Regions from separate parts of the Homo sapiens genome. Here region 1 is linked to region 2. A link is an interaction called in ENCODE POLR2A ChIA-PET data of the cell type or tissue named here. Cell type or tissue: GM12878. All regions are shown on one strand. Each heading gives the region's core, and the rest is flanking DNA. Links, peaks and the distances in the headings are about the cores only.

Region 1 (4,396 bases), core at 314-4,313, 82 kb after region 2:
CTGGAGTATTAAGAGTACTGATTAGTACAGGGACAAACTTACAAGATATTAGAGAACATAGTGCCTGTTCCCACTAACCATGCTAGAAAACTAGACTCATAATTCACGGAATATTGGGTAGAATACTCAGGAAGGTCTTACCTTGGTAGTAGAGAATAATTAGACCTGGACTAGCGCTCAGGATCCAAGTAAAAAATCATAAAAGAGTCAGAATAATAAAGCTGTTTCCAACTAACTTAACTGCATTCCAGGAAAAAGCTCAAGATTTATAGAGATCCAAAAATATCCAGCGCTCACCAAGGTAAAATTTACAATGTTTGGCATTCAAACCAAGGCTACTAGGCATGCAACAATGCAGAAAAATGACCCATGATGAGAAAAATCAATCAAAACTGACCCAGAAATGATACACATATTAGAACTAGCAATAAGGGCTGGGCGTGGTGGCTCGTGCCTGTAATCCCAGCACTTTGGGAGGCTGAGGTGGGTGGATCACTTGACGTCAGGAGTTCAAAACCAACCTGACCAACATGGTGAAACTCTGTCTCTACTAAAAAAAAATACAAAATTAGCTGGGCGTGGTGGTGCATGCCTGTAATCCCAACTACTTGGGAGGCTGAAGCAGAAGAATCGCTTGAACCTGGGAAGTGGAGGTTGCAGTGAGCCAGGATCGCACCACTGCACTCCAGCATGGGCAACAAGAGTGAAACTCCATCTCAAAAAAAAAAAAAAAAAAAAAAAAAAGATTTAGCAATAAGGTCATTAAAGTAGTTATTGAAACTATATTATTCCATTTGGTCAAAAACTTAAGTAGAGACATGAGAGATATAAAGAAGACCCAAACTACACTTTTGGAGATAAAAACTACAATGTCTGAGATGAAAATACACAGAATGCGATTTATGACAGATTAGACACGGCAGAAGAAAAGATTAGTGAACTTGAAGACAGAGAGAGAAACTGTCCAAACTGAAATATACAGAAAACATACTTCTATAGTATATACTTAGAAGAGAAGAGATGATTACCAAAAGAAGTTCTAAAATGTGAGAAGAACTGGGAAAAAATACACTTAATCATGGGTAAATATGAATAAAAAATACATTATAAAAACAGTAATAATGGTTAGTTTGGGGGTTAAAAATGAGACAGAGCTAAATTATTAATCAACAATAATATATGAGATGGACGAGGCAGAAAAGAACAAAATTAAGAAGAGGAACAGAGCTTCCCTATCAGTGGAAGTAGGTGTAAAAGAATTCCACAGATAAATAGCAACAGATAATGCCAAATGGAAAAATCAAGAAATAGCAACATAGCATTTATTTAGAAATGTGAACATGATTACCAGAAGAAATAGCTAAAAGTTAAAGGTAGCTGATTCTGAGTCATGGGCTTGAAGTTCAGCTGGGTAAGACTGCTGCCTTTTAGTAGCCTTAAAGATACTCTGTGACTTTTAAACTAGAGAGTGTGTAAAATAAAATAAGTCTGAAATCAATTTTTCAAAGCTAAAAAAAAATCAAATGATTTAATCACGTTTATGTTAAATTTATAGATACTGTGTACTTTACCATGAAACTGAATTTCTCTACACTTTATGTACTGAGAAGGGTAGAATATTTTTCTTCAATGTACTGTTATTAACAACAGGCAAAGTTTTCAAGTTATTTCCCATAAAATTTAATTCAGAGTTTGTTTAAAAGTTTGTAATAGGATACTGTATCTTAGAATCAACCGTCAGAAACTGGGTTTGTTTATTACTATTCTTGGCAGAGAAAACTGATTTTGGTTAATCTTGTCATAATTAATCCTGACTATGAGCTCACTATAAAATCACTTATTAGTTATAAAACATCTCAGACTGTAAGTCTAGAAATTCTCCCTTTTTGGTTATACATATAAGTAAAATATAATGTTGTTTATGGCAGATTTCTATTTTCAAAATTAAATGTGACACTTTGTTTTTTTCCAAAGGAAATAAGATAAAGGAACTAGGAAGCGCCAAATAGTAGAATAGATGTGAAGAGTCAACACTAAGTAGGGAAAGGACAGCAAAAAAAAAAAAAAAATCTGGGAATCCTGAAGGCAGTGCATACATGACTAACATCAATGAAATACATTTTGTTCTGACAGAGAAGAGTGTTACATGTTCTGCAGAAGTGAAAGAGTGACAGCTAGTGCTTGGGGAAGAAAATGAAAGGGAAAGTTGGAGTAGATGAAAAAACTTTTATGGACTTGCTTTGCCTAAAGCAGTGAAAAGCAACTTTTGGCCAATATAAAGATTGGTGATAAGGTAATTTCACAAATTATTTACCTGCTGCGAATATTAAGGACATACAGAAAGGTGAAATAACTTCCCCCAGGTTTTCCTAGCAGGTCAGTATAAGAGACAGAAACACAGTTTGCCTGGTAGGCCAAAGTTAGCACCAACTGACTTGCTCCTAGAAGAGGAAGAAAATTCATGACACAGTTGAAGTGTGATAATGCCATCTGTGTGCACTATCTGAAGCTAATCAAGGGCTGCTACTCACACTGCTGCTGTTCCTCATACACTGTACCTTTCAGGGGAGGATTATGGAATCTAGCCTCAGACTATGAATACTAAAGAGATGTGAGGAAGGACAAAAAAGTACATGGCTGGTATAGGCCAGCATAAGGCAGAACAGCCCTTTACCTTTAGAAATACAACTATGGAGTCTCTTTCCTGATCCTCAGTAGTGTAGTAAATAGGGAATGGGAGCCTGCTGAAGATCTCTAGAGTTAATATATATAATCAGCCATTTTTAAAAAAACTTTAACACTTATAGTTAAAAATTAAAAACAGTATCTTAAAAATGCTGAAGTGGCTGGGCGCAGTGGCTCACGCCTGTAATCCCAGCACTTTGAGAGGCTGAGGTGGGCAGATCACGAGGTCAGGAGATCGAGACCACGGTGAAATCCCGTCTCTACTAAAAATACAAAAAATTAGCTGGGCGTGGTGGCAAGCGCCTGTAGTCCCAGCTACTCGGGAGGCTGAGGCACGAGAATGGTGTGAACCCAGGAGGCAGAGCTTGCAGTGAACCAAGATCACGTCACTGCACTCCAGCCTGGGCAACAGAGCGAGACTCCGTCTCAAAAAAGAAAAAAAAATGCTGAAGTACATCACATTTTGCTGGTAAGGCAGACAAAGCCATCTTCCAGAATTATTCTCATTTAAAAAATTTATCCAAAAGTACAGTACTAAAGGCAGATAAAGCAGTGCATGTTTCTAAAATACTAGCTCAAAAAATTAAGCCTTCAATGTTGGGAAAATACCAAAAGGCTGCCTAAGGATATTTGCAAAAATAACATTTGCTATTTTTAAAAACAGGGTACATAAACAATACTGAATAAACAAGAAAATTGGTTCAATTTTTTTTTCTGGATCAGCTCTCATTTTTGATGTTGCTCCTTACTGGGCTGTGGCATGTTTGCCTGTTACTCTGTGAAATACTAATAGAAGCTGTGCCTAAGGTTATTTTAGCCATGCACGATTTGGCAAAAACACTAGATTTCCAAAAGAAAATTAAGTTTTAAAGTATCCTAACTTTACTATTATAGTTTTATAAACTTTTATTGAATGCTTACCATGTGTGACAACACAAAGAGGTGAGAAAACATGGACCTCACTCTCAAAGACATTGCAATTTAGTAAAAAAAAAAAAAAAAAAGGAGTTTTAAGAAATAATAAAATGTACACAAATTGATGGCATGAAAAAGGGAAGCAAGATATTTATTTATATTTTCTAAGATGAATAACACATAATATTATATTTTAGAAAAATTAACCATTCATATCAAGTCCATCAGTCAACCTTCTTATTTATCTGACAACAACAGAATCTCCTCTGGCTAGCTGAAGCAGAAAAGGAATTTATTTAAGGATTAGTAGGGAGCTTATAGAAGCTCTGTCAAGAGTCAGAGAGCCAAACTTAGATGACAAAAAGCCAGAAAACAAGCCCAACCACACTTAGAAGGTTCTCCAAGAAAAACTACACGGTCAGCACTAGTTGGCACCTTTGATACCAAGAACCTGGAACAACCAGAAACTCCTACTACCACCTTTATCAAAAAATAAACCCTCTCACTCAAGATTGCTACCTGATGTTGTTCATGCAATATCAAGTAAGAAGTATATACCTGCTCATATACCTCTACCTTACCTGTGAGGGGGTTTGAGAATATAAATTTTCTGGCATCTATCCTGGGAAGTTAAAACTTGTACTATAGGAAATTACCAAAATGTAAGAAAGCTATTTAAAAATGCTGGGTGGCCACAAATGATGAATACATATTTAATTAAGTCACTGCTACTTTGTGTTATAGAGAATATGAAAATAAATCACTTAATTATAAAGTCATAGTATTTATTTTACAA
Region 2 (4,396 bases), core at 124-4,123:
CCAGACTCGAGAGGAAGATGGAGGTCACAGCCTTTGCAGTATAACTTTATCCTAAGGAAAGACATTGGGTTTTATGAGTGAATTAAAAATAAGTATTTATATGATTAAGCATTTCTAAATGCTAAGCATTGTATACTGGCGTGAGACACTGTTTTTATCTTTGAAAAAACTCACAACTTAGTGGGAGAGTTAGGCATGAGATTAATTTCAGCAAATGTAAGTGCGGTAATGAAAACCCAGAGGCTGCAGGGACATACTCTGTATGTGCTGGGAGTGGGAAAGGGACATACTCTGTACGTGCTGGGTGGCAGGGGCAGGGGAGGCCCCACCCTCTGCGTGGGACTCTAACAGGACAACACCCTCTTATGTGGTCTGTCCAGAACTCCCTGTGAACCTGCTCTTTCTTTGGAAAGAGCTGTTGAACAATCTTTGTTAACAGTCAACCGCAGGGACCAGCAAGATGTAAAGCCCAACAAAGGCACTGAGGAAGAGTTCAGGCAGACAGCATTTCCTCAGAAGACCCTGGTATAGGATCCTCTAATATCCCTGGCCAATTGGAGATGAGGGCGGCGGTATCTTCTCAGAAAATGTCCTGACAGCAAAAACATACTCTTTGAGGGAGGGGAGCCCATTGCCCGTGCTATTAGTTAGGGTATCGTTTCAGCTTGTGTATAATCACTCAACAGACTCTTTAAAATATACTTTTATGTCTCGTGTAAAAATTCAAGAGTAAAGAGTTCAAGGCCTGTTCGTTTTCTTCTTGCTGGTTACTCCCTTGGGATGTCACTTTTGTCCCCATGGCTGAAGATGTTGTGCCATCACCTCCACATCTTGCCAACAGAAAGCAGGAGGTGAAGGAGAGGCTAGGACCGTTCCTTTCAAGGGGCACACGTCACTTCTGCTTATTGCTCCACCCCCGCCCCCCGCCCCGTGGCACCCACCCTGGTGGGTATCATTCTTGCTGTGTTGTAAATGAAGAAAGGTTTAGAGAAATTAGGAAATGTGTGGCCAGACATGGTGGCGCTGGGATTTAAATCCAGGTCTGTTTGCCTCCAGAGTCCATGCTCTTAAGTGTTATGCTGCAGGCCAGCAGAGGCAAATATTTGCACAATCCCATCCGACGAGAGGCTAGGGCAGAGGTCAGTATCTCTCAGTGTGAAGCTGGAGGCTGATGCTAGTCAGCTCAGTAGGCCGAAAGTGGAGTTGTCCTTTGCCATGTAGGGCCATCATGCCCAGCTGGGGAACCTCATAGCCAGGTGTACCCACAACCTGAACAAGGTAACTTTCAGGGTCTAGTCAGGAAGAAACCAACTAGATGGTTCAACATAGAGACTTTAATATAAGAAGCTGGTTAAACAGGCATGGGACTGAGACTGAGGAGGCAAAGAAGGCATCGGGGCAACCAAGGCTGTACCCACAGAATGCTGCTTCTACCCCCGTGTCTGGGGTAACAAACGGAAGGGTGAGGCCATCAGGACCTAGAGTTGGGAGGAGGGACGCCACAGAAATGGGACCCAGATCTCTAAGGAGAGATTTTTGTTTGGCTGGTTCTGGTGTCTCAAGAGCTTAGAAGTGAGGGGCATGAATCAAATACTCAGGCCTCTGAGGTCAGCCAGTGCTCTGCTGGGGAGGGGCATAATGAAGCTGGCTCTGACAATGCCGGAAAACGAGCTGGTGCTTGGCATATACAGACAATGTGAGCATTGCTGGGGTGATCCTGACAGGAGCCAGAAGCACACTGGAAGGAGCTGCTCCTTCTTGATGCCCCAGGTTTGTAGGCACCCTCTAGAGTACTCTAATGGGAGCCAGTGGGCAAAGGAGAAGTGGCATTTGCAGAGTCCAGTCCCAGCATCACAGAGCAGAGCATAGAAAGGTAGGTTTGGAGTTGAGGGACAATGGCTTAATAAAGGGCAAAGGGGGTTATGACCACTATCATGTGAAGGAACCCCTTGACTGAAGGCACAAGCTTTCTGTGTCTTGCAACCTGAATGACGTGCATAAGCAGGGTCAGGTGGGTTATCTGACATTTTCCTTGAGAACAAGAGGGAGCCTCTGGATTCCAGCACAAAAGAAAAATACCCACTCAACCCGTATGCGTGGGAGCTATCCTTTAAAGAGAAAGTAATTCCTTTTGACATTTTGCTGTCTGTAGAAGGGTCAGATGGCCAAAGCTTCCAGCACAATGAAACACTTAACTTCAGTCTGTGAGTGTAGGAACCCCTGAATACATGGAACATCATCATCTTGTGCAGGTACTGAAGGAGATCGGTCCAGAAAATAAGTAACTGCACATGGCCACCAATGTCAAAAGTCATTCCTCTCATGAAAAGTCCCTGCCCCCATTGCTGTTTGTTTAAATAGGTGGGATGGAGGTAGGGGAATGGGGCCATCTTCTTTTTTTTTTTTTAATTTTTTTGCATAAAATCCAGATCCTGCACAATGGGGCAATCTTCATTAAAACAATGCATCCCTAAGATCTGAGAATATTTATCCTTCTCACAATTGTGCCAGCAGGTGGAATGAAGAAGAATGATGCAAAATAAGTTCCCACATCCAGCCAAGAAGGACTACATACCTGCTTTGGGTATTATGTATCTCTTTGAAACCTCAGTGGAGAGCAGTTCTCACAGTTGGGTGGACACAAGTCATCCATGGAACTTGTTAAAATGCAGATTTCTAGGTGCTGCCACCTAAGAGGCTGATTGGGTAGGCCAGGGGTGGAGTCCTATGATCTGCACCTTAACGTGCATCTCAGGTGATTCTGCTGCAGGTGGTATTTGGAAGACACTCTGAGGCGCCCTGCCAAGCTGGGCAGTGGGTTCTTCCAATGTGTCAGGCATACCCTGGTGCTTTTCGCTCTCAGTTACTTGGGCATGTTGTGAGTACCACGTGACCATGCATAAAGTGCTGTAACAGAGCTCTGACTGTGTCAAGATATTCAAGTGGACGCCACAGGGTAAAATGAGAGCACAGGCATGTTGGGAGTTGAATCAGCTGCCTTCAGTCACGAGAACACACTGAACACTCCTTGTGACAGCTTCAGTTCAGGAAAGAGTGACTCTGCAGGAAAAGCACTGGCCTGGGAGACCTGGATCTGGCCCAAATTCTGGTGCTCACTTGCTTGGTCTCCCGTTCCAGTTGCTGTGAATGTTGGTTCTGCCACTTGCTGGTTGTGCAGCCCTGGGCACTTGACCAGCATAATGTCAGCTGTAAAATGAACATCATTCCTAACTCCGAGGACTGTGGTTAGGATGAAATAAAAGCATATATGTGGGGGTGCCTAGCCCAGTGCCTGGCACAAATTGGTGCTCAATGAATGGTAGTCACTATGGTTATGGTAATGTTGATGAATCTTCATAGGTCTCAGCTTCCTGATCTATAAAGCGGGTGGACTGACCTACATAAGTCAGAGTTTCCATCTAGCACTGTCATCCCATGGTTCGCTCTATCCTGTTTGGAGACGGACAGGATAAGCTTGATGTCTCCTCAGCCTTGAGACAGAAGTTGTCCAGTAGATGGTACTGAGCAAAAGTCTCTCCAGCAGAAGCCTTAGTTAAACCTTGCTTCTCCTGTAGCTGCTCAGTCTCTTGTAAGTCACTCAGCTCTGCAGAAACTTTCTTAGCGAGTTGACAACCACAGATAACAGAGTCAGTTCTGTCGATTTTGATCATGCTGTGATCAGGCAGATGTTAGCTAATTGATGATGCTTGCCCGGAGTGAACAGCTCCAGGCCCTGTTTCCAGGGTCTTTGTGGTAACTTTGTGGTAACTGTAATGCTTCCCAGGGGTCACTGAACACAGGGCCCAAGAGGCTGGTGTAGACCCCCAGATTGGCACCCTGCTGCTTAGACAAGATCCTTCTCAATAAGTAATGCCACAGCTTTGCTGTAGGTTCAGCCCAGACACTTCTCCCTAGGGCTGCAAGGAGCAAAGCGGGGAGTTTAGGGAAGGGAGGGCACGAACATAATTGAGACGGATTCAGGTTCAAATCCAGCCTCTGTTTTGTGCTAGCTCTGTATGATCACCAGCGAGTCATGTATCCTCTGCCTTTTATTTCCTCTTCTGTGAAAATAGGGGATGATAAATTGTGTCTACCCTCCAGTGTTGATGTGAGAATTGAATAAGCTAATGAATGTTTAGCACAGCACCTGGCTTTTAGTAGATGAGTCAGTGTTAATTTCTATTTTCTCTTTGTGGGCTGAGTTGGAGAAAATGTTTTAAAACAGCCTGATGAGAAGAAAAGATAATTTAGCCCCAATAAATACATTGTCCACATAAAGACCAGTTACTATGGCACTTCTCATACCTGGAACTTGGGTGCCTGGGCCATGCCAATTAGCAGAGTTCCTGTGGGCACACACTTGAGAGGCTCCTAAAGACCTGGGTTAGATCCAGGT

The links. Peaks named below come from ENCODE experiments on the same cell type or tissue, not always from the same donor. Only the 100,000 strongest peaks of a DNase experiment are listed, where the experiment ranks them.
Region 1: POLR2A ChIA-PET joins it to region 2 with 7 read pairs; 3 of 35 experiments call an interaction of 5 or more read pairs at or near these places.

Annotation. Positions count from the first base shown.
Region 1 is chr9:5,974,722-5,979,117 of GRCh38, forward strand. All of the region lies in intron 2 of BRD10 (bromodomain containing 10), which reads right to left. Among named protein-coding and RNA genes, the nearest start is that of MIR4665, 31 kb to the right of the region's middle. In GM12878, for the core only: a CTCF peak has its summit at 2,175; DNase peaks (open chromatin) are centred at 2,180 and 2,470; H3K27ac peaks cover 638 bases.
Region 2 is chr9:5,892,990-5,897,385 of GRCh38, forward strand. The region is part of intron 2 of MLANA (melan-A); the gene reads left to right. It also overlaps a transcript of BRD10 not described here. Among named protein-coding and RNA genes, the nearest start is that of MLANA, 4.3 kb to the left of the region's middle. In GM12878, for the core only: no CTCF peak of the experiment used is centred there; no DNase peak of the experiment used is centred there.